Regions from separate parts of the Homo sapiens genome. Here region 1 is linked to region 2. Evidence: chromatin loops called from intact Hi-C (ENCODE). Cell type or tissue: left lung. All regions are shown on one strand. Links, peaks and the distances in the headings refer to the core of each region. The heading gives the core; the rest is flanking DNA.

Region 1 (10,692 bases), core at 1,794-9,793, 210 kb before region 2:
GTAAAAGCATTAACCCTTTTAAATTTCAGTTTTTTAAGCAATCAAAAACCTAATAAAGACAGCATAGGAATTATCTCAATAAAAGGTAAAATCACGTTTCTTAAGCCAGTTACCAAAAATGCAAAGAAAAACCTTCTGCAGTGTGACTGCTTCTACTTATGGGAGGCCCATTTAGTGCCCTGGAAGTCATACTTGATGAAAAGGGTGCTTGAATTAAATTAGACACAAGAAGAGTGTGTTCAAAGTTATGAATATAGCAGGGGAATATATGACTCTTAGTAACTGCATGAGAAATTTCCTGATTACATGGAAAATTTAGACATATCAAAAAAAGCCAGGTTGGGCACAGTAGCTCACACTTGTAAACCCAGCACTTTGGGAGGCCAAGATGGGTGGATCACCTGAGGTCAGGAGTTGGAGATCAGCCTGGCCAACATGGTGAAACATGGAGTTTACTAAAAATACAAAAATTAGTCAGTCATGGTGACAGGCGCCTACAGTCCCAGCTACTTGGGAGGCTGAGGCAGGAGAATTGTTTGAATCCAGGAGGTGGAGGTTACAGTGAGCCGAGATTGTGCCATTGCACTCCAGCCTGGGAGACAGAGTGAGACTCCATCTCAAAAAAAAAAAAAAAAAAAAAAGAAAGAAAGAAAAAGAAAAAGAAAAGAAAAGAAAAGATTACAGAATCAAGTTTTACTGGGGAAAATATTGTTTTTATAGACCTCTAGGATAAAACATTTCTGCATCAGGCCACAACAGAACTGTAGGGGAAAAATTATAGGAGCTGATGGAAAAAGTTGAAGGAGAGTTATCATCTCAGGCCTTTTCAAAGGGAGAAAAAGATGAAAGCAGCAAGACACAACAAAAGTTGAACTTCTGAGATATGAATCTGAGAAGTTTTTAAAAGAAACAGATTATAGAATTAAAATGCAAAATATATTGTAATTTCATTAAGAGCAAATCAATACCTTTAGAAAACTTTGTTTTAACATAGGGAATCATTCTTTAGAAAAACTATTATAAATAATTCCCTTTAATTATAGCTAATTTAATTACATATGAAATTCCTTTTATAAATTCCCCTTCATGAACCTTATCATGACTTACAATGACCATTTATGACATGTTTGGATTTTCTGACGTGTCCTATACTTCTCTCTTTCCTAAACAATAAGTCATTTTTCTTTAGGGCAAAAATTTACCCTAAGGAAAATAAGTTTCTTTTTTATACAAAATCATTTTCTTTCCATTATAACTTTTCTTACCAAAAATACATCTTCATATCCACAACTTTCTTCACATCTCTCTCCTACTTACCATTTTTTCTACCTTCTTTTATAAATAACTTTTAAATAACCTCCAAATTACATAAAATTATCTTTTCAATAAGAACACAGCTTGTGGAATGATATATTAATTAGAATTTTCGTTCTTTGTAACCTTGCATTTTAGTGAAAACCTAGGAAGCAAGAAATCCTGAACTGTTTGTCAGATGTTAGCATTTTACAGAATAAACAAACCATTCCATAATTTTTGGAACATGTTTTCCCATACTATAATTTTTTTTATTGGAAATGACCCAAACCTTCAATGAGCAGCTATTATTTAATTCAAGTATACAAAAGTCTACTTGCAAGCATTTATCTCATTTACAAATACTCAAATTTTGCATTTTTAACAGTTTAGGTTACTTCTGAAAACTGAGATATTAGACAAAACTAGTCATTATTTCAAGTTATTTTATTGTTAGCCATTTAAAAAGTCTGAATAACAGGTGAACACTTAAGAACCTTAAACACATTTTGCTGATAACTCAAAAGATTCACTGTTTGCCTTGAACCAAGAATCTTAATTAGTCTTATTTATCAAAAAAAAATCGCAAAAACAAAGATCATTCTGTTTCTGGATGGCTTTATAGTCCTATAACCTTTATGTCAAACCATGATACCTTAATATATAGACAGAGACAAATATAAAACCATTTGGTCAATAAACTCACATGAAAATTTATGCTGACAATTCTGAAGACATTTCTATTTTTATCAGTGATTTTAAAACCAGGTGTATTTACTAAAGATTCACATGAACTTGAAAAGCATTTGGAGTTAATTTATGAGTAGTCATTTACTTATAAACCAATTTGGTAGAATGCTAGATACAACATATAACATAATACATGTACCTATATACAAATATATCCAAACACCTATACATATATGCACAAACAAGAATCCAATAGCTGTTACCTGGGAACTCTAGCCATAAGATAACAATACATACTTACCACCTGATAAAAGATAGCTGGGTCCAAATTATCTTTCTGATGAAACTCGAACTTGGTCATATGGCTAAACCTCATTTGCCCTGATCTAAGAAACTGTGAACCAAAATTTGGATAAAGCAGTCTCTACAGCAATTTTGTTCTAAAAACCTTGTTTACCTTTTTATTCATTCAGTTTCAAATGATTTTGTAATGTTTCCATTTTAGCCATAGTGGATAAACTTTATAAGAAAAACAAAATCTCCAAGTAACCTTCAAATAGTAAGCTTCATTTCAGTAGCAGTAGCTTCGTAACAGCACATTGAAAGCAGCCAGCACATTCAAAGCAGGCAGAGAGAAGTAGACAGAGAGCTTTAGAAGACTCTGCTTACCTTTATAGTTCCATGTTAACCATTTGAGCTCTGGATTTTCTTTACTGTCATTTGCCTATCAGTGTAAAATGTGCACAGAAACTGGCCATAATATGTAACCAGCTCAAGTCCCAGATAGTCTAGAAAAGAGTTCACATGCTTTCTCCCCCTACAAAGCTTGACACAGATACAGGAAGTACACTAGAGTCCCAAAGACGATGACAAAATCCAGGGCTGGGATGTTGGAAACTGTTTCTCCCCTAGGGAGGAGAGCAGCAACCCATCTTGCTACTTTCTGACTTAGTCTTGGCTGGTGGGATGGAGACCATGCCAAAGCACCCTCAAAGAGAGGGGTAACAATAAACAGAGACACAAACACAGATGCAGATGCAGACAGGGGACTCCAAACTGCTCCCTGAAGAAGGGAGGCTGGGGAAAAGTCCTGAGATCTTGTCTCAAACCCAGATGGCACCACAGATGACCTGTGTTGGGTCCAGACTTCACAGAGGTCCAAAAGGCACCACAGACTAACCTGTGTTAGGTCTAGATGGCACAGAGGCCAAGATGGCAGCACAGACGACCAATACTGCTGTAGATAGCTGGAGAGCCCAGAGGCCAGAGACAGAGGATTTCCAGGTGCACTCTAGTTGACTTACCCAGTCCTTGAAGTCTGTCGACTTCCCAGATGCTGCTTCCCTTGAGACAGAGGGACAGCAGCTGATGCCAAGAAGAGGAGGGAAGGGAAGATCCTTGAGATAAAGGTGGTTTCAGCAGCTGCTGGGAATTCCCTAAAGTCCCAGTGGCAGGGTCAGCTGGCCACGAGCAGCTGGCATTTGCAAGTAACCCCTGCCCTTTCTGGTAATATAAGTGGGTGAGCCCTGGCACTGCCACAGCCAATTGCTCCACTAGTTGGAAGCCAGATGTACAGGCTGAGCCGCTCAAAACACACAGCTCCTTACATGAGGCACTGAGTTTATAAATGGCTCATGTCCAGCTGTTCACCACCCAGAAGTCAAAGCATGAGAAGTGTGGTGGAAGGAAAGCAGCTTTTACTGGTCAAATGCTAGCAGATGGAAGAATGGCTGGGCTCAAGCCTCAAAAGAACCATCTCTGCCTTCTGGTCAGAGTGAGGGGTTTAAGAAGGAAAAGGTGTGGAGATATGTAGGAGGGTGCAGGGCTGCATGTCTGTTCCTATGGTTATCTTGAGTAATTGCCTATTTGGGGGTCCAGTTTGCATCATCCTGGTGACCTCAGCACCATAGTGGTGGGCTCACTCTTCCTAACCCTACTAAGCAGGAAGATTCTGCACCTGGTCCACTCTGCCTGGTTTGTTTCCAAATTGGCCCCTGGAATTTCTAAGCAAGCACATAATTAGATAAGTGAACATTGTTCATGAAAGTGCCTGGTGGAAAGGGAGGCGTTTCAAAGTGTTTCAAGGCCAAAAGCAAGAAAGGGGAAAAATTTTAAATACTTTTGAGGCTGGGATGCTCAGTTACACTCCTGCCCTCTCCCCAAAGGACATCATTCTATTATGTACAAAGGAATGTCTTTTTGTGCATTCTGCGGGCATGTGTTTTTAGTTTATGTAAACTTTAAAACCATTTTGCTCAGATCTCAAAACAAACAATTGAGTTTCTAAGTGGAATTGTATTAAATGCATTTGTGAGTTTGGGGAGGATTAAGTGTATGATATCAGGCCTTCCCAGCCTGTGTCTTGTGTCTCTCTAGTCTTTCGCCAGGCAGGTGAATTCTCAATGGAAATCTCACAAGTTCCCCATGACCTGGTCTCACGAGTCTGAGCAACAGCCTTTGCAGCGGGACCGGGTGCCCCTCCATCTTCCATACATTTGGTCCATCTTGCCGGTGCCCTTGTCTCCCGACTTGTCCAGGCCAGCCCCAACTCCCGATGATTAAATTCTCTCTCATCTAGCCTTTTCACTGTCCTATCATCCCTGCCCTGGCCCACTCTCCTCAGCCCTGGAGATGTTGTAGAACTGGAAAATTGGTCACTCCTTGGGCTTAAATACCGTCAATGGCTTCCCAGGGCTCTCAGGGCCCAAGTCCTGCTCCTTTCCCCAGCCCATCCCTTCTCAACCCTGCTGGTGCCCACCAGACCTGCCCAGCACAGTCCAGCCTCAGGTTCAAGGGCTCAGCCTCCTTTTTTCCTCAGGGTCTCTGCACAGGCTGTTCCCTGCCCTTCCCTGACCCACTTCCATAACCCAGCTCCCACCCCAGGATCCTATCCCACCCCACCTCTTTGGTGAACTCAGCCCTCCCCACTCCATCTGCACCAGTCACCTGGAAGCAGGAGGCACAAGCCGGGCCCCCTCAGCAGCCCTCGCACAGATCTGCTTTGTTCTCTGAGCACAGAAGAGAGAACACGTTATTACCCAGCTGGAACACACACACCACTGCGTGAGCTCCAGAGCAGCTCCTGGTATGTGGGGGCAGGGGCTGGAGACACTGCTGAAAAGGGGTGAGGACAGGCTGGATCCCAGACACCAGGACCTGCCCCCACGTGGACCTTCCTGGGTTAGGGCTCTTACAGCCCCCTTGGCATCTCCAAGGGGGGAATTCTCAAAGGAACATCGACCCCCTGCTTCTCCTATTCTTTCTGCTTCTTCAGTCACTCAGTCACAGCTGCCCTCCGCTCACTTCCTTCCCTGCAGGCTCTGTGTCCAGGACAATGACAGCCATCCTTTTCCCTCAGCTCCTCTGCACGGTAGACATACAGCCCAGCTGCAGATTCAAGGCAAGCTGGGCTCCTGGGAATCCAAAGCCTCACTGACCCAGCTCAGAGGATGGCAAAGCTCGTCTGACAATAATCATACCGTGACATTGTAGGGAATGACAGTGCTAGCAATGATGATCTTAATTATTATTAATAATATTATCATAATCATTATTAATATTAGTAATAATAGTTTGCTTCTTGTGCCATGCCCTGGTTTTTGTTTTTGTCTTTTCTTAAAAAAAAAATCTTTATTCAAGGTTTTAATTATAAAAGCAGTGCACGCTTATGGACGAAGTAGACAGAAGTATATGAAGTGAAATGGAAACATGTCCCTTCCTGTGGCCTGTACCCAGAAGAGCCCACGCTTCCCCAGCAGGTGGGGCTCTGTCATCCAGGCTTCAGATGAGCTGCATGGAGATGAGGTTACACTCCAAAGGCCCCCACTAGAAGTGGGTGCAGCCGCAGTTTGCAGCGGGTTGGCTGAGTCTCACCAGCACCACAGGCCCAGCTGGAAGGTTTGCTTGTTGCCCTGCCCCTCAGGCATCTCCTGAGCATGCCAGGAACCTCCGTCATATCCAGGCGAGCCCAGGGTTCCCACACAGCCTTTCCCTCGGTACAGTTTACAATTAGCTACGAACTGGGGAGGACACAACCATGGCTTAACTGAATCATGGCCTGGCCCAACTTCATGTTAGAAATGAAGACACTGGGCCGGGCATGGTGGCTCATGCCTGTAATTCCAGCACTTTGGGAGGCTGAGGTGGGTGGATCACGAGGTCAGGAGATTGAGACCATCCTGGCCAACATGGTGAAACCCTGTCTCTACTAAAAATACAAAAATTAGCTGGGTGTGGTGGCACATGGTTGTAATCCCAGCTACTTGGGAGGCTGAGGCAGGAGAATCACTTGAACCCGGGAGGCGGAGGTTGCAGTGAGCCGAGATCACACCACTGCACTCCAACCTGGCAACAGAGCAAGACTCCGTCTCACAAAAAAAAAAAAAAAAAAAAAAAAAAGAAAAGAAAGAAAAAAAAAGAAAAAGAAATGGAGACACTGAATCCTTCCAGAGGGGAGCAGCTGCTGTCCCACCCACCAGGTGACAGAAGTGGCTACCTTGAGAGAGTCAGCTGCTGGGTCCCCATGGCTGGCTGGCTTCTGAGAGCCCCAGGACTGGGCTGAGTTCTCCTGGTGGGATGTGGGAGGAAACAAGGGACCTATGGCTGGAACAGTCCTTCTGCTGGGGCACAGGGCCTCAGGCCCACCTACTGGGGCCCCCTCCACATCAGCTTGGCTTCCCCTAGTGTGTCGACCTCCTTCCTTCTTCTTCGATTCCCGGTGAGAAGGGCTGGACTTCCCCCGGGGAAGGCTGTCCAATCACCTCCCCTGGATCCAGGATTCATAGCAGCTCTTCTGCCTAATCCAAATCCAGTCCTGCTCTTCCCACCCTCTCCCCACCACTAACTCTTTTCTGATGGGACTGAAAATTTCATTTGCCACCTCCTTCCTTACAACAGGGCATCCTCCCTGCCCTGTCTCCTGGGACTCTCTCCTCACAGGCACACCCTGGCAAGACAAGGGCCTCTGAGCCCCTCACCTGGGCATGGATCTGATGGGGCCAGGGGATGTGTGCACCTCAGAGGCACCGCTCTCTCCTTCCCCGTACAGCTCCACAAACCAGCTCGCACTACAAAGCCCCTGCCCCTGGAGTTAATTCAAAAGCCCCCGACCTCAGTAAATTTCCTTTTTCAGTTAATTCATCTTGGAAAAGGAAGCAGAATAGCAGGGCCAAGGGAAATAGACATCTTGAATTTGAGAGCAGTTTCCAAGTGGCTCTCCCTTCCAATTTAGTCCCGCTAGCCACCCATGGGCATGTGCTTTCCCCAGGGCCTGGAGCCCCACCTGCTGAACCCTGGAATCTGCCAATCTGACAAACAAAGATAACATCACCCTCTAACTTTGATTTGAGTTTCTTCAATTATTCTTGAAGTTAACAGCTTTCCATGTGTCTATCGGCCTTTGTGAGTCTTCTCCTGGCTTGGCTCTACATAGTCTATGTTTTTATTTTGCTTTTCTGTTTCCAGTTTTTCTTTTGATGCTTTTTTTTTTTTTTTTGGCATGCAGATGTTTAAACTTTTTTTTTTTTTGTCATCACATCAATTTTTCTTCAGTGGTTCTGCCTTTGGTGACATTGCAAAAAAGCCTTCCCATCATGCACAGTCCTTTTCTTTTTCAAGTTGTTTGTTTCTGAATAGTTTTGCAAAAAGATTCATCCCACTACGTTCCGAATCTGAAGCAGGTTCACATTTCCTAGGCGCTCAGATGTGCAAAGGGTAATTCTGTTCTCTGATTCCTGAACTGAGTCTGTGTGCTCAGCCCTGTTCTGGTGGGTGGGGCGGCTTGTTCCTGTCACATGGCAGTGGGTTTGGCCACCTCGGGGTTTCCACAGTCCACAGCCTATGGAAGATCCAGCCAGCATTCATTCTTCATGCTATCCTCTCCTTCTCCTTCCATCCTCCTGCAGAGCCCTGCCCCGCCTCCTCCCTGGCCACCCTGCCCTTAGGGGGTTTGCCCTTGTTAACAGCCCTGCCCTTTGCCTCAACTCGACCCATCCCTAAGCGTCTGTTTGCCAGATCACTCCCATGAGCCCCCGATTCCAACCCTTCTGATAACCAATGGGGGTTAGACCTGGGCCTGCCAGCCTTTCTGTGCCCTCTCCTTCCCTACGTGGATTCACCATCCACCACAATACCCCCTCCCTTTGCCCCAGCTCTGCTCCTTTCCCCTCTCCCCACTGCACACCTGTACGGTGTCCCCCCTCAACACCCCTACCTCCCCAATCCCTCCCACCTGGGTTGAGGGTTGCTGAGCAGGGCAGTCCCCTCTGGTCCTTGCCCTTTCCTGGGTCCCAGGTCCAGTCCCTGTGCTGCCACCTACAAAACATTGATGCAGTTCGTCCTGGTCTGTGAGTGAGCCTGTCTAAGCCTTGGTTTCCTCACCTGGCATTTGGGCAGAGTAACCCCAGCTCAGGGAAGCTGAGACAACTCAAGTAAGCAGAAGCGCTCCCAGAACATGCCTACGTGGGAGGTGGAAGGTGCTAGAACTTCCCCAAGATTCTCCTGGCCCTTGACAGCTGGCTCCCCCGCTGAGCAGGCCTTTGTTCCTCCTGAGCAGGTCTCTGTTCCTCCTCGTTTTCTCACCTCTGTTCTCTCCACAGAAAGCTGGGTGTGTTCCCTGGAGTGGAGATGCCATTTGGAACCAGGTCACTTTGCAGAAGTCTGTTTGGGCAGGGCACAGGCCGGTGCACAGAACCGGCCCTCCTCAGGGCTCCAGACTTCCACAAAGACTCAGGCCTCTGGTCCTGCCCCATCAGCCCCCAGCCTCCAGCTGTCAGGGCAGTAGGCTCTGAGCGGGTGGTGGGGGACCAGCTCCAGGGCCTTCTGTCTTAGGGGCTGTAATAAGGAATTGCTGTGGCTCCTCTCCTTGCCATGCGGGAGACATACCATGTGCGGCGTCCCTCCGACCCAGGCCTGGAATTCCCTTTAGGAGGCCAGCCTCTGGGTATTATTCAGCCTGGGACCTCCCTCCCCAGCCCACCCCCAGGCCCTGAGCTTGTCCAGTGTCAGATAACCCGCTCTAGCCCAGCACTCTCACATCTGCCCAATCCCTAATCCCGACCCCAAATCCAGGCCTGCTCCCTCACCCCCTGCAAAGTTTGTTGTTTGGGGTTGATGAAGCCCCCAGCCAAACTCCCACTAACACTCAAGAATGGAGGTTCTAATGAAGACCCAATCAATGTGAGTCCCCCCAGAGTTTTGAAAAAGATGTGTCCTGACGTACAAAGTCCTGGTTCACCGCCCCTAGTAGGAGAGAAGGACACACAGGGCTCAGAGAGTGAGCTCACCCCCTTAACCCCATGCCTTCCACATGCTGTCCCCTCACCCTGGAATGCCTTTCTTGTTTCTACTACATCCAGCCTAATCCAGCCATCTAGAATCTGCTTAGAAATTCCCTCTAGGAAACCTGCCTGCATCTCTCCTTGTCTTGCTTACTGAGAGGCCTGTCCTGTCCCCCGAGGGCCTCTTGTCCACCTCTCATGTGGACATGGAACATCAGTATTTCATTCTATATAAGTCACCCATCTCTTCAGTCATCCTGGGATTAAATGAGAGACTCAAATAAATAAGAGGATGCTTGCATTGTTTATGAGCTTACCCATGACCTTATGTGAAACTGGCTTGGTAGATGTTCACCACATTCAGAGGGCACATTTGTGATAGTGTGAGTTAAAATATAGGCCATGAGTCTCCTAGAAGACCCATTCAACAGGGCCCCCGGTACACACCCCCAGTGCTACTGAACCTCAAGCTTAGTGACTGCTGTCAGAACAGTGCTGGCTGTATTGGCAGGGAGTGGAGAGCTGACCACAGATGTTGGTTTGAAGTCAAAACTGCAGGACATGCAGACTCATCTCAGCGGTGACAGAGCCAGCAACTCCAGGATGGAGGCTTTTAGTGAGCTCAGATTCCAGTCAATAAGTGTTAGCTGTTATTCCTGCTTTGGGGGTTTTCAGGGTCCTGTAGGGACAAGGGAGAAATGTATGGCTCTTTGGGTCTGTCAAGACTCAATACTCTATTCCTCTTCTCTGTTCTTATTTGCTCCAATGGCAAATTTTCCTGAGCACCTACTATGTGCAGGTTCTGAGCTGGTCTTGGGGTCCAGAAAGCCTGTGCATTGTCAGTGAGGAAGGCACAGAAGGGGCCCCTCTTGAGGGGCTGACCCTTGGGACCCAGTATCATCAGGGGTCCACTGGGGATGGGAAACAGGAGGTGAGGGGAAGGCCCAGACGCAGCGGCCATGTGAGGCCAGCAGCCCTGCTCCAGCTCCTGGTCTGTCGGTGATCTCTGGGAAACATCTTCTCTGAAAAACATCCCACGTTCTGCTGGTAAACACTGAACTCAGACCCTCCCTCACTGCCTGCGGCTCCTCCTGTCTCCCCAGACTTGGCTGAAGCCGTGTCTCCCATTGGTCATGCACGTGGAGAGACCGGGGAGAGTCAGCCTCTGTCCTTCAGCCTCACCTCTCCCATCCAGCCCCGCAGCAAGTCTCCTTGGACAGCTCTCAAAACATATCTCCTTTCTGTTTCATTTCCCTGTGTGGGGTGCATACATGGAGGAGTGACGAGGACCTAGTGACCACTGGGCTTTGAAGAGGTCATCATGCACACCATCGTCTCTCGTCTCCGGAACAAATATAGGAGGCACTGGTCTTTAAAGTGGGGAGGTAAAACAGTTATTATTTGTCAATGAATCATGGCAGAGACAGCTAAT
Region 2 (10,692 bases), core at 1,838-9,837:
CCCACAGTCAGTCACACCCCATCTCCTATATACTTTTTAACCAACATAAAGTTTTAAAAAGTAGTAGAGAGCCTGTTGGAACCAGCACCAAATCTATGTGTTTTCTCGAATTATTGAACTAGAAAGAAATGAAAACATCAAAATACTCTCTTTGTACCAGGCTCGAATTGAGCGGCTGCCTCATTCAGTCCATGTCTCGGCCTGACTACAATGATGAAGCGATGGAAGGCAGAGTGGATTGAAAGGGAGCGAGGCTCAGCGGGGAACCTCAGATTGCCATTCGCAGACCACAGGGAGCCCAGAATGGGTCCCTGCTCGGGAGGAGAGAAGGGAAACAAGATTGACAGGTGAAGAGATGGGGGAGGGCAAGAGGGGGCCAGGGCTGGAGCAGGCAGGGACACAAAGAGGTACTCTCCTCCTCCATTCAGTTCTGCCCAGAACACAGGCAGGACCCTGCCTGGTGCCAGACTGGACCCCCAGAGATGGGTCCCTACCCACTGCATCTGGCCAAATGGGGAGAGCCTGCAGAGGGGCAGAGAAGTCAGAGCCATCAGCGCCCCCACAGAAAAAGGTGCAGGCCTCTGAGGAAGCACAGGAGTGCAGCAGGCAGAAAGAACAACGTATGCAGGCAGGAGGTGTGTGCATGATGGCAGGGTTTCGAGGACAGCCCAGTAAGAAACAAAGCCAGAAAAAATGCTGAGGTCCCTGAATGTCACCGACAGCAGTGTGGGAAGACCTTGCCTTGGGGGAGAACCTGATCTTAGATGGACTAAAAGGCCTTTGTCCCTCTTTGTTCAGAAATGCACCTTGGGGACCAAATCCTGTGGCTAGAGTTACACGTCTGTGCAACAGGCTGCCACAAGTCTGAACAGCCATCACCAGATGTTGCTCACACCCATTTAGGGAGTGGGCTGTGGCTAAAAGGGCAAAGAGAAACCAGGTTTCTGGAGTTCACTCCACAGCCAGGCTCTGCAGCCCTGACCCTGTGGAACTGACGGCAGCCCCCTCCTCCATGCCTGGTGATATGTGATGTGGGGTGCCCCAGCTGGTCTCAGTGGGAACCTGCAGAAGATGCTTCAAGGAGGAGAGGGAGTGTGAGAAAGGCTGATGAGTCAAATCTCAAGGCAATGGAGGGAGATGCCTGGTTCTTTTTGGTTTTGGCACAGCATTGGTTGGGCATTTTTTCTGTGTGCATGTTACACACGTTCACAGCCTGAATTCTCTCTATAGCCATCACGGTTGGACACAGCTATTCAACCAAGAGCTCAGAGAGGCAAAGCAACTTGCCCATGGCCACCCAGTGACAGAGATGGGGCTCTGACTTGGGTGGCCAGCTCTGGCACATGGGAACAGATTACATCTGTGTGTTCTCCACCCAAATTCCCACCTCCCCTTTGTTTCTCTCCTTTTCCTCCAGCTCCTGGCCTTTGACCTTCACCAATACTGTCCAGCTTGGCACTTGAGTGGGTTGCCACCATTGTGAATTGGGCCTTGCCTGCATTCTCAGTAGGCTGGGTTCCAGACATTTGAGGTCTCAGCCATAGACTCTGCTGGGAACGTGGAGGCCGGGGAGATTCTGTCCCACCTGGTCCCTCTGAATGAGCCAGGCACCCCTTGGAGGAAGTGACAGGCCAGCCCCAGGCATGCACTCCACTGGTATGTTTAGCCCCAAATCCTCCTCTTGCCCCATTTACCACCTTTCTCTGGGTGCCACCCTTGGGCCATCCTCATCCCTGACTGATGACTATTCAAGACCACTTTCTCTGCCTCTAGTGGAGCGTGTCAGAACCCAGCCTGTGACCCCACCCCATCATCTTAGAAGCAAACTCTTTCTAGCACCTGTACCAGGTGCTGGAGCAAGCCCTGAGTTTAGTTCATGTAATCCTGACAACCACCCCATAGGTCAGATGGGGAAACCAAGGCAGGAAGCAGGCACATACCCTGTGAGTGGCTGGACCCAGGCACTAACCCCCAGCCCCACACTCCTAGCACCCTGCTGTCTCTTGGTGACATGTGAGTATGTCAATCTGAACATGCTTGAAATGAATATTTGTCAATAATTTTACCAGACACTTGCAAGTTCATTCATGCTCACTAACTTTATTCAACAAACATTTGCTGGCACCTGCTCTGTGCTAGGCCCTGTGCTGGGGACTATGGGTGCAGTGATGGCTCAAACATAGCCCCTGCCCTCACGACCCACAGTCAAGATAGAAGCAAATGAGGAAGTAGACACCTGCCACACTAAGAGGTCAGCACCGTAGCAGGTTATGGGAGCCGGGAGGAAACAGTCATTCCACCTGGGGCTCCCCTCTTGTGCACGAAGCCTGTTCTCGGGCAGGTGGGAGGGAAGGTGCGAGGCACGGCCCTGTGCAGGAGGACTGAGTGCTCTGGGGCTGGCCTCCGCTGCTGCGGCACGGCAGGCTCACACAATGAAAGCTAATTCTTTGGTTGTAATGACTGGAAGAATTGCTGGCTTTTGACTTCTAGCATAATTACTGTGAGACCTCCGTAGAGTAATTCACCAGATAATTACATGGTAGCAGGTGGGGGGTGGGATTCTTCTCTGGAAGGTAAAGAGGTAGCATTTAATTTCAAGGGGGATGCCTAATCTTATAATTACTCAGTAAAGTCCTATATTCTTGCCAACCTGATTCCCTGGGGCCAGCCTGGCCTACAGAATCAAATCAAGCAGGGGCCATTCCCCAGAATGGAAATTCAGAGTGGGGGCCTCAGGGATGATGGGGCTTCCCCAGAGTGTCTTCACAGGTGAATTATCCTTGGGGCCTTGAATACAGCAGGAGGAAGAGGCAGGGCAAGATGCAGAGCCTTATTTTCTGTGCTAGAGGTGGAACTGATCAGAGGGAGAAAACTCATCCCCAGGCAAGACTGTAGCTCAAAGTGTGGCAGTCCAGGCTGGCCGCCCACCTCAGGGCCACTTAACCTCTCTGCAATGCAGCTCTCTCCTCAGTCAAAGGGGGCTAAGCCTTACTGCCTGTTATCTATTATCACCAATAGTGCCGCCTAACAAACTACCGCAAAACACAGAGGATTTGCAAACCAGCTAGCAATGTACTCCTCATGCTTCTTGGGTCCGCTGGCAGCTCAGCCTGAGCTGCGTCTCATTCACATGGCAGGTGGTGTTGGGGCCACGTGTCTCTCATCCTCCTGCAGGCTAGCCCAGGCTGGCTCCCATGGCATCTGGGAAGTCCCAAGAGCAAGCATCGAAGTGGACAAGGCCTCTTGAGGCCCAGTCTGGAAACAAGCACAGTGTCACTTGGCCACATTCTACTGCCCAAAGCAGGTCACGGAACAGCGCAGAGACAAGGTGGAGCAACGGATTCCCGCCCCTTTGTGGGAGGCTCTTCATCATGTGGCAAAGGTGTGAGGTCATAGGGAGGAATGAGGAACTGGATCTATTTCTGTAATCAATCTACTACAACCTGCCCAGGGGGTTATTGCAATGTGTATGAGATGCACACAGTAAGTGTTCAGTAAAGTGGAATTCTGCTGGTTGTTGAGAATGAGAATAGTAAAAGGAAGCTGGTAGCAGAGATAGGCATGGACTCCTGCTGCTGAATGTGCAGGCCACTGGCCTTCCCTCTTCGGAGACAGCGATGTAGTGCAGATGCCCAGCACAGGCCTTGGGGGGCGGTGGTGGACATGGTCCAGAAGTGAGTTCCTGCACTACCTGCTTCTGTCTTCAGCTCACTTCCCCTCTCATAGCCTCAGTGGCTGTGGTGCAGAAAGGAGGTGATGCCACCCCACAGAGGCGGCTGAGGGTTAAAGCAACACATGCCACATGCCGAACAAAAAACGGCCTGGCGACGGTCGGTATTTCTCTCTTTTGAAATCCAAGCCCCAACTGTCTAGAGGATTTTGTTTAGCTTTACTTCCTGTTGTTTATATTACAAGAAAAGTAGCTAATTCCCTTTCATTTTCCAAATATGAAATTATTCTCTCACACAGAAATGCCTTTTCAAACTAGATATTTCTTCATGGAGCTTAGGGTGTGTTCCCTGCCCTGCCATCCTTCCCCCGCAGGCAGGACCATACCATGGGTCACAGGTACCAACCCACAGCAGGTGACTCATGGCTCATGCTCCTTCTCCAATAGTCACTACTATTTTTTAATTAAATTGTTATTAAACAAGTAATTATACACTCTCCTTTTGAACAACCAGAACATTACAGATAAGGTAAAGTCCCCCTGTTCACCACCCCAATTTCAAATACCTTCCCCAGCCCCCACCCACCACCAATGCCGTCCTCACCTTCCCCAAAAACACCACAAATATCAGCACATGGTATTCTTCCAGTTCTTTTCCTATTAACTTACATGTATATATACATGTGTATGTGCATGTATGTCTGTGCATGCATGTGCTTATATATATCTATTTTCATAGAATATGTTATTATTTTGTGCTTTGTCATAAATGTTATATCACATACATTAACTTGCAACATGCTTTTTCGCCCAAATTGCTAACTTCTTTCTCCATTGACACACGCAGATAGGGCCCATTATTTTTACATGCTGTATAGTACTCTGCAGTGTGAATGGACCCATTTCCATCCATTCTGCAGTGGTAGGAATAATACTTTACTGCAGCACTGTCCTAAACAAGTGTTTAGAGCCGACGCTAACTCTCAGAATCCCTCACATCAACCATGAGGCAGCCACTACTCATGTTTCCATTTTGCAGTTTTGAGGAAAGCAAGGCACAGCGAGGTTAGATGAGTTATCCAAGGTCATATCAAAAATAAGTGGCAAGGCCAGGATTTGAGCCCAGGCAGTCTGGCTCCAGAGTCCCTGCTCTCCCGCGTAATACTACATTGTTTCCCGCGGCATGTGTGAGTGTGGTGGTTGGGGGGTGTTGTTTGTGTTGGTTTGCTTTGCCTTGCCATTTTAAGTCACCCCAAGTTCTCTTAGACTCAGAGTCCTTTGCTTGACCATTTGAACTGGAGGTCAGCCTGCCATCAGAAGCCCCTCCCTTCGCTGCTCAGGCTCCAAAGTGCCTGCTCCAAGTTCAGTATTTCCTGAATTTGGATGTTGGTATGTCTTGCTAGGTCGGGGAAGTTTTCCTGGATAATATCCTGAAGTGTGTTGTCCAACTTGGTTCCACTCTTCCCATCACTTTCACCTGATGCCCTCTGTGGATAATTCTGGGCATCTTCCCAGAGATGCTGCGAATAGCGGGAAACCTCTCCCCACCGGCTCTGAGCCACCCCGGCTCATTTCCAGGCCCATGCCTCGGGGAGCAAGGAGCCCACAGTGTGGACTGTGGACTTTCCCTTTCCCTAAATCACCATGTGCGCCCATCAGAATGCAAGGCCATCCCTGAGATTCGAGGGAGAATGAGCTCCTACGGAGAGCGTTTTGCTGGCATAGGGAGGGTGTCTCTGCCCGGCACTCAGGGGTCAGCCTAGTGGGTGGTCAGTGCAGCGTTTACTAACAGAAAGGGAAAGCCCTTTCTGAATCTTAGAGTGCCTTACAGCCAACAAGTCCATCTCCCTGGAGAGCCAAGAGTGTGTGCCAAGGCAGGATGGCAGAAGGCGGGGACACATTCTGGAAATTGCAAGTGATTCAGTGTTTGAGACAGAGTGCAGGGAGGAGGAGGAATGTGAGGTGGGGTGGGTGGGCACAGCCTCAATCAGAGAGGCCTTGAATGCCAGGCAACGAGGTTAGGCAAGGAGGAATGGGAGGGCGTGTCCATCCAGAGGGGAGTGGCATGGGCAAAGGCCTGGAGGTGTGGCTGAGCGCAAGCGCTGAACAGGTTTAAGACTTTGAGGGATCTGAGAGCGGTAACACGGCCAAGGCCCACAGGTCAGCCTGCACCTGGGTGCAGGACCTTCACTCGCAGGGAGCCATGACAGCCTCTGAGCAGGGACAAGAGCTGGCCAAGTGGGCTGGGGCTGATTTCTCCAGAGGAAGAGGCAGGGGCAATTATTACTGAGGGATAGTGCTGCCCAAGACGGCTGAGCCAGGTCCCTTCCAGGGGGTCTCAGGGAAAAGATAACCAGCCAGCCCTTCTGCAGAGAGAGCCACACCATGCAGTATGGACATCTTGCCTCTGTTTCTTCAGTTTCTAATCCTCTTGGTTTTTCCTTGAGTGCAGCAGCTTATGGGAGTGAGCTTGACAGGGGCATGTGGGAATAGAATTGGCCCCTTGCACAGTGCTCTGCTATCAGTGGGTGGAGCCTGCCAGCAGTCCTTGGTGGGATATCCTTGCAGGCCCCAGCCATACCCCAAGGGCCACCCCTGTCGCTCCCAGTAGTCTATATCCGGCAGAAAGGAAGCCACCCCTTAGTCATTCCCTAGCAATCAAAGGGTATGTGATTCCTGCTTACAGCAGGTGCTTAATTACTTCAAAAGTGCCCCCAGAACAACAGTGCCATGCACAGGCCACCTCTGAGCCTGGTCCATGCTGTTTTGAGGTGTCACAGAGCTCAGCCCCAGCCAGCATTGGGAGTGGTCAGGACCAGCTGTCACGTTCCCCAGGAGAAAAGCATTACCATTCCACTAAATCAGCATCAGCTTCATGAAGACACAAGCAGGGTCTCTTGATCGTCCAAGCCCGTGCTAGGTGTCTTAGATGGGGTTCCCCCAGAGGCAGATCCTGAGACCAGGATTCAAGTGCAAGTCGCTTATAAGGGAGCCCAGGTAGCACCAGGTGGGAATGGGAACTGAGACAAGGAAGGGAAGGAAACCAGTGCTGTGCGGCCTCAACCAAGTCACCTAAGCTCTTTGAGCTTTGTCTCCTCAGTAAAACAGAGTGCAGTTATACCTCCCTGAGAGGATTGGTGTGAGGATCAAGGGAAGTGCCTGGCAAAAACAAGGTAAGTCCAAACGGTTGGAGTGACATAGGGGCCCCCAGGCATCCAGGATTGGCCAAGGCCCATAGAGAAGGACCTACCTGCACGCATGTTTACAAGCCCCAGGTTGCTGACCCACTGCCAGGGCTGTCTTCAGCCCTGTCAGTCCCCAGCACCCCTGCTATGGACTCTTCCAGCCCTGCTTCTCAGGCTCTGCCCTGTGGCTCCAGGCTGGCCCAAGCACGTGACCTTCCTTTGCGACCCCTGGAGCCCCTAAGTGCCACCCAGTAGATAGCTGGGGTGGGCAGGGCTTTTCCTTTGAGCCCTGCTGGCCTCTTAAGGCCCCACATGGGTAAAGGTTCACCAGTCCATACCACCCAAACTGGAAGTACCCCAGGAGCCCCACCCCACTCCTCCTGGCAGACAGGCTGAACTCACCTAAGTGGGCACAGACAAGAGCCCAGCTGGCTTTTGGCACAGGCCCACACCAGGGGGGACTGGAATTCCTGGGACTGCTGAGACCTGGGCCATCAGAGAGCGGATGCTGGCTCCATCCCTTGCCAGTTGTCCTGTAACCTTGGGAAACTTCCCCTAGCCCATCTGGGGTCCCTTGAAATCTCTATAAAATGGGCCTAAGAGCAGTGTCTGCCCCTTGGGTTGTGAGGGGGCAACTGGGGTCACCCATGTGAAGGGTCCGAGCCCGAGGTAAGTGCTTACTAAATGCTGCAACACTAGACTGAAAGGAGCAGCCAGGGGTCCAGGCTGCAGGGGCAGAGGGGTGCAGGTTGCAGGGGCTGAGGGGTGCAGGTGCAGGTGTCTCCAAGAGAAAGTGAGGATGTCCCCGAGGCCAACTTCACCAGCAGGAATATGGGACCCCTGCTCAGCAGGACTCAGGGTGGTGTCCTTATACCCATGATGCTCCAAGTCAACTGATGACAGGACCCAACCAGGGGCACAGCCAGTAACCAGATGACAAGGGCTGAGGAAGCAGGATGGGGTCCAGGGCCCACACAGGCCTGGCCTCCCAGATACATTCTTCCAGTAATACTGTTAGAAGTGATATACATCTGGCATTTCTAGTCCTTTACATAATGGCCTCACTAGTCATCCAACACCCCCACAAGGTAGAGCCTAGTATCAGCCCCACATTCCAGATAAGGAAACTGAGGCACAGAGAGGCTCCTGCCTCATCCAGGCAATGGAGGGGATTCATCCCAGCGAGCCCGGCGCCAGCCTGGCTCCCATCCACTGCTTTAGAGCCCCTTGTCTTCAGGCACAGAGGTGAGAGTGCTGGTGGGAGTTCCTAGAGATGGAGGGCCAGTGGAGCCAGCCACTCCTGGGAAGAACCTCCCACTGCCTCGACCCAGGCCCACTGCAGGTGCCACCTCCTCCCTGATCCCCCAACCAGGCATGTTCTCCTCCCATCCCCAGGCACTTTCTTCTGCCCTCGTCTTTCCCTGACCTGCACTCTCACCTAAGCCAACTCTCCCTGCCTGATCTGGGTCCCTGAATTTGGGCACGGGGCATGGGGGTCCCTGGCCAGGGAGGGCAGAGGAGGGAATCATAAGTGCCATCCACCTCCCCTTCCTCCTGCAGCTTGCCTGGCCCAGACTCCCTTAACTAGCTCTGGCTTCAAACCTAGGCTCTCCCAGCCCCACCCCCGCTCGCCTGCTGCAGGCAGGCCTGGCCGCCCTGATGCAATGGGGGCGGTGGCAGCTGGGGGCGGACTGCTTCCTTCCAGGGCTGCGGCTTCCACATCAAACCCATGCTCATTAAGAAGCACGGCGAGTGCCAGGGTGACATCTTTATTCACGCGCCCAGAGACTTCAAAGCCTTCAGGAGATCTCCTCGGTGGATTAGACATGAAAAATGTTGGAGATGAGATGGAGCAAAGAAGCAGACAGCCGCTCTGGATGTTAATTAGGCAGGGGGTGGGGGCCGCCTCCAGTCCAGGGTGGGTTCCTCTGGGGCAGAAGGGCCCAGACCACCAGAGGCTCTCTGTGGCTACAATCCCAGGTCACCTGGAGGCTAGAACCTCCCAAGCTGCAGGCCAGGTCCCTGGATGTGGGCGAGCTGGACCCAACAGGAGAACTTGCTCTGCAGTGAACATGACTGGGTGACCCCAGCATCCCCATTAGGGAGAAGCTTCAGCTTCACTGCTGCCCACAAATGTAGACCAAGTCCTGCATGGACTGCTCTGTGCGGGCTGCTGCCAAGAAGGCGGAGAGGAAGGGGACATCCCAGGATCTCAGTCTTGGGAGGCAGGTGGGAGTAGTTGCGAGTCTCTGTGGTCAGTTCCGAGAAGGAGGCAGGTCCAGGAGGCTGTGGGAGCCAGAAGAGGTAGTCCAGGAAAGCTTAGATGGGGAAGAGGGGCAGACCACCAGAAATGAGAAGGGAATTCCTAGCAGAAGAAATGACACAAGCAAAGGCTGGAGGGGTCGACATGGAAGGCAAAGCCATTCTCTGTCAGGAGTGTCACAAGCAGGGCTGGGTGCAGGTTGAGATGGAGCAGGACGAGGAAGCAGGGGTGGTCTTGAATAGGTGGCAACATGGTTACAGTTAGGGTTTGGGGAATGTTTTGGTGGCACAGGTGGGAGCTGAATGTGGGGGCCAGAGGTCTGGAGAGTGATTGATTGTCACAGTCAGGAGCATGGCTGTGGTCCAGGTAGAGGGTGACGACTTGAAACAAGAGGTAGCCACAGGAATATGGAGGAGGCAGGAGAGAGAATGGCAAACACCAGGTGAGTGATGGAGAGGGACCAGGGACAAGTCACAGATCAGATTCAGATTCTTGGCCCCTGTGACCAGGTAGAACCTGGGGCTCTCCCCAAGGTGAGAACACAGAGGAGAAGCAGGTGTAGGGGAGGGTGCTGGGCTCAGTATGGAGCCTGCTGGGTTTGAGGTGCCTCCAGGACACCTGGTGAGAGGGTCAAAGGTGGGAGAAGCTTTTGAGCCAGAGCTCAGGGGAGGCATGGGAAAAAGGGAGCAGCCCACCACCCACTCAACCAAGATGAATTGATGCCATGTTGGGCAGGGGCAGGCTCTTGCCAGACATTATGTCTCCAAAAGGATTGTCTCAGCCTGGGAGGGGCTGAGAAAGGGAAAGGAGAGGACCCAGGCCTGGGGGCATCGGGGGCCTGACCCCACCCAGGAGCAGAGTGAGGGGCCTGGGGAAGGACTACCCTTGGGCTGAGGTGACACAGGGGCTCTATGTCCTGGCAGAGCAGGGGCACCCTCTGCTTTAACAGCAGAGATGTAGACAGGCCTCTCTGCCCCCACCATGATCCTGACCCAGGGCCATGGGAGGACAGGCACTCAGGCCAGAAGATGAGACTCTGGCTGCCCCCACAGATGTTTCCCAAAACATTTCAGAGGAAAACCTGCTGTCTCAGAGGGCAACTGAGAAACAAATTTCTTTGGGCTTTCTTATGCCTGCTAGATGAGGGGAAGAAAAGGTTTCATAAATGAGCTTTCCCTCCCCCACCAGGGTGGGAAGGGGAAAATGGAGCTATTGATTGGCCCATTTAGAGTGTCGACTTTGATTTGGTGTGTGTCACCTGGGCGACTAATTGGAGACGCGCAGCTTCTGATCAGGGGGCGGCTTGGGGCCTCCTGGCAGGTGATGTGGAATTGGTGCCGCCATCATCCTGTCTGCCTTCCTGGCCTCATGGCACCACTCAAGGACAGGACCATAGTGGCAGGATCACTGGCTTTGCTCACGTTTAGGCTGTGTGTCGCCTAACCATCCCCCCTGCACACACTGAAAAGATGGGAACTGGAAGCAAACTACTGCACTGTTCTTGTTGGGGGCCAGGAAAGAGACACTTCCCCCGAGTCCTGTGGGGACCCCACACTGCCAGTGCTTGGCATAGC

What was found. A loop is a pair of places that touch in the nucleus more often than their neighbours do. Peaks named below come from ENCODE experiments on the same cell type or tissue, not always from the same donor. Only the 100,000 strongest peaks of a DNase experiment are listed, where the experiment ranks them.
Region 1: it touches region 2 in a loop (2.1-fold over the local background); 10 of 110 quality-filtered maps call a loop at or near these places.

What each region holds. Positions count from the first base shown.
Region 1 is chr3:127,249,125-127,259,816 of GRCh38, forward strand. No RefSeq gene overlaps it. Among named protein-coding and RNA genes, the nearest start is that of PRR20G, 34 kb to the right of the region's middle. In left lung, for the core only: no CTCF peak of the experiment used is centred there; a DNase peak (open chromatin) is centred at 5,798.
Region 2 is chr3:127,459,072-127,469,763 of GRCh38, forward strand. No RefSeq gene overlaps it. Among named protein-coding and RNA genes, the nearest start is that of LINC02034, 73 kb to the right of the region's middle. RefSeq lists enhancers at 6,549-7,050, 7,051-7,550. In left lung, for the core only: no CTCF peak of the experiment used is centred there; no DNase peak of the experiment used is centred there.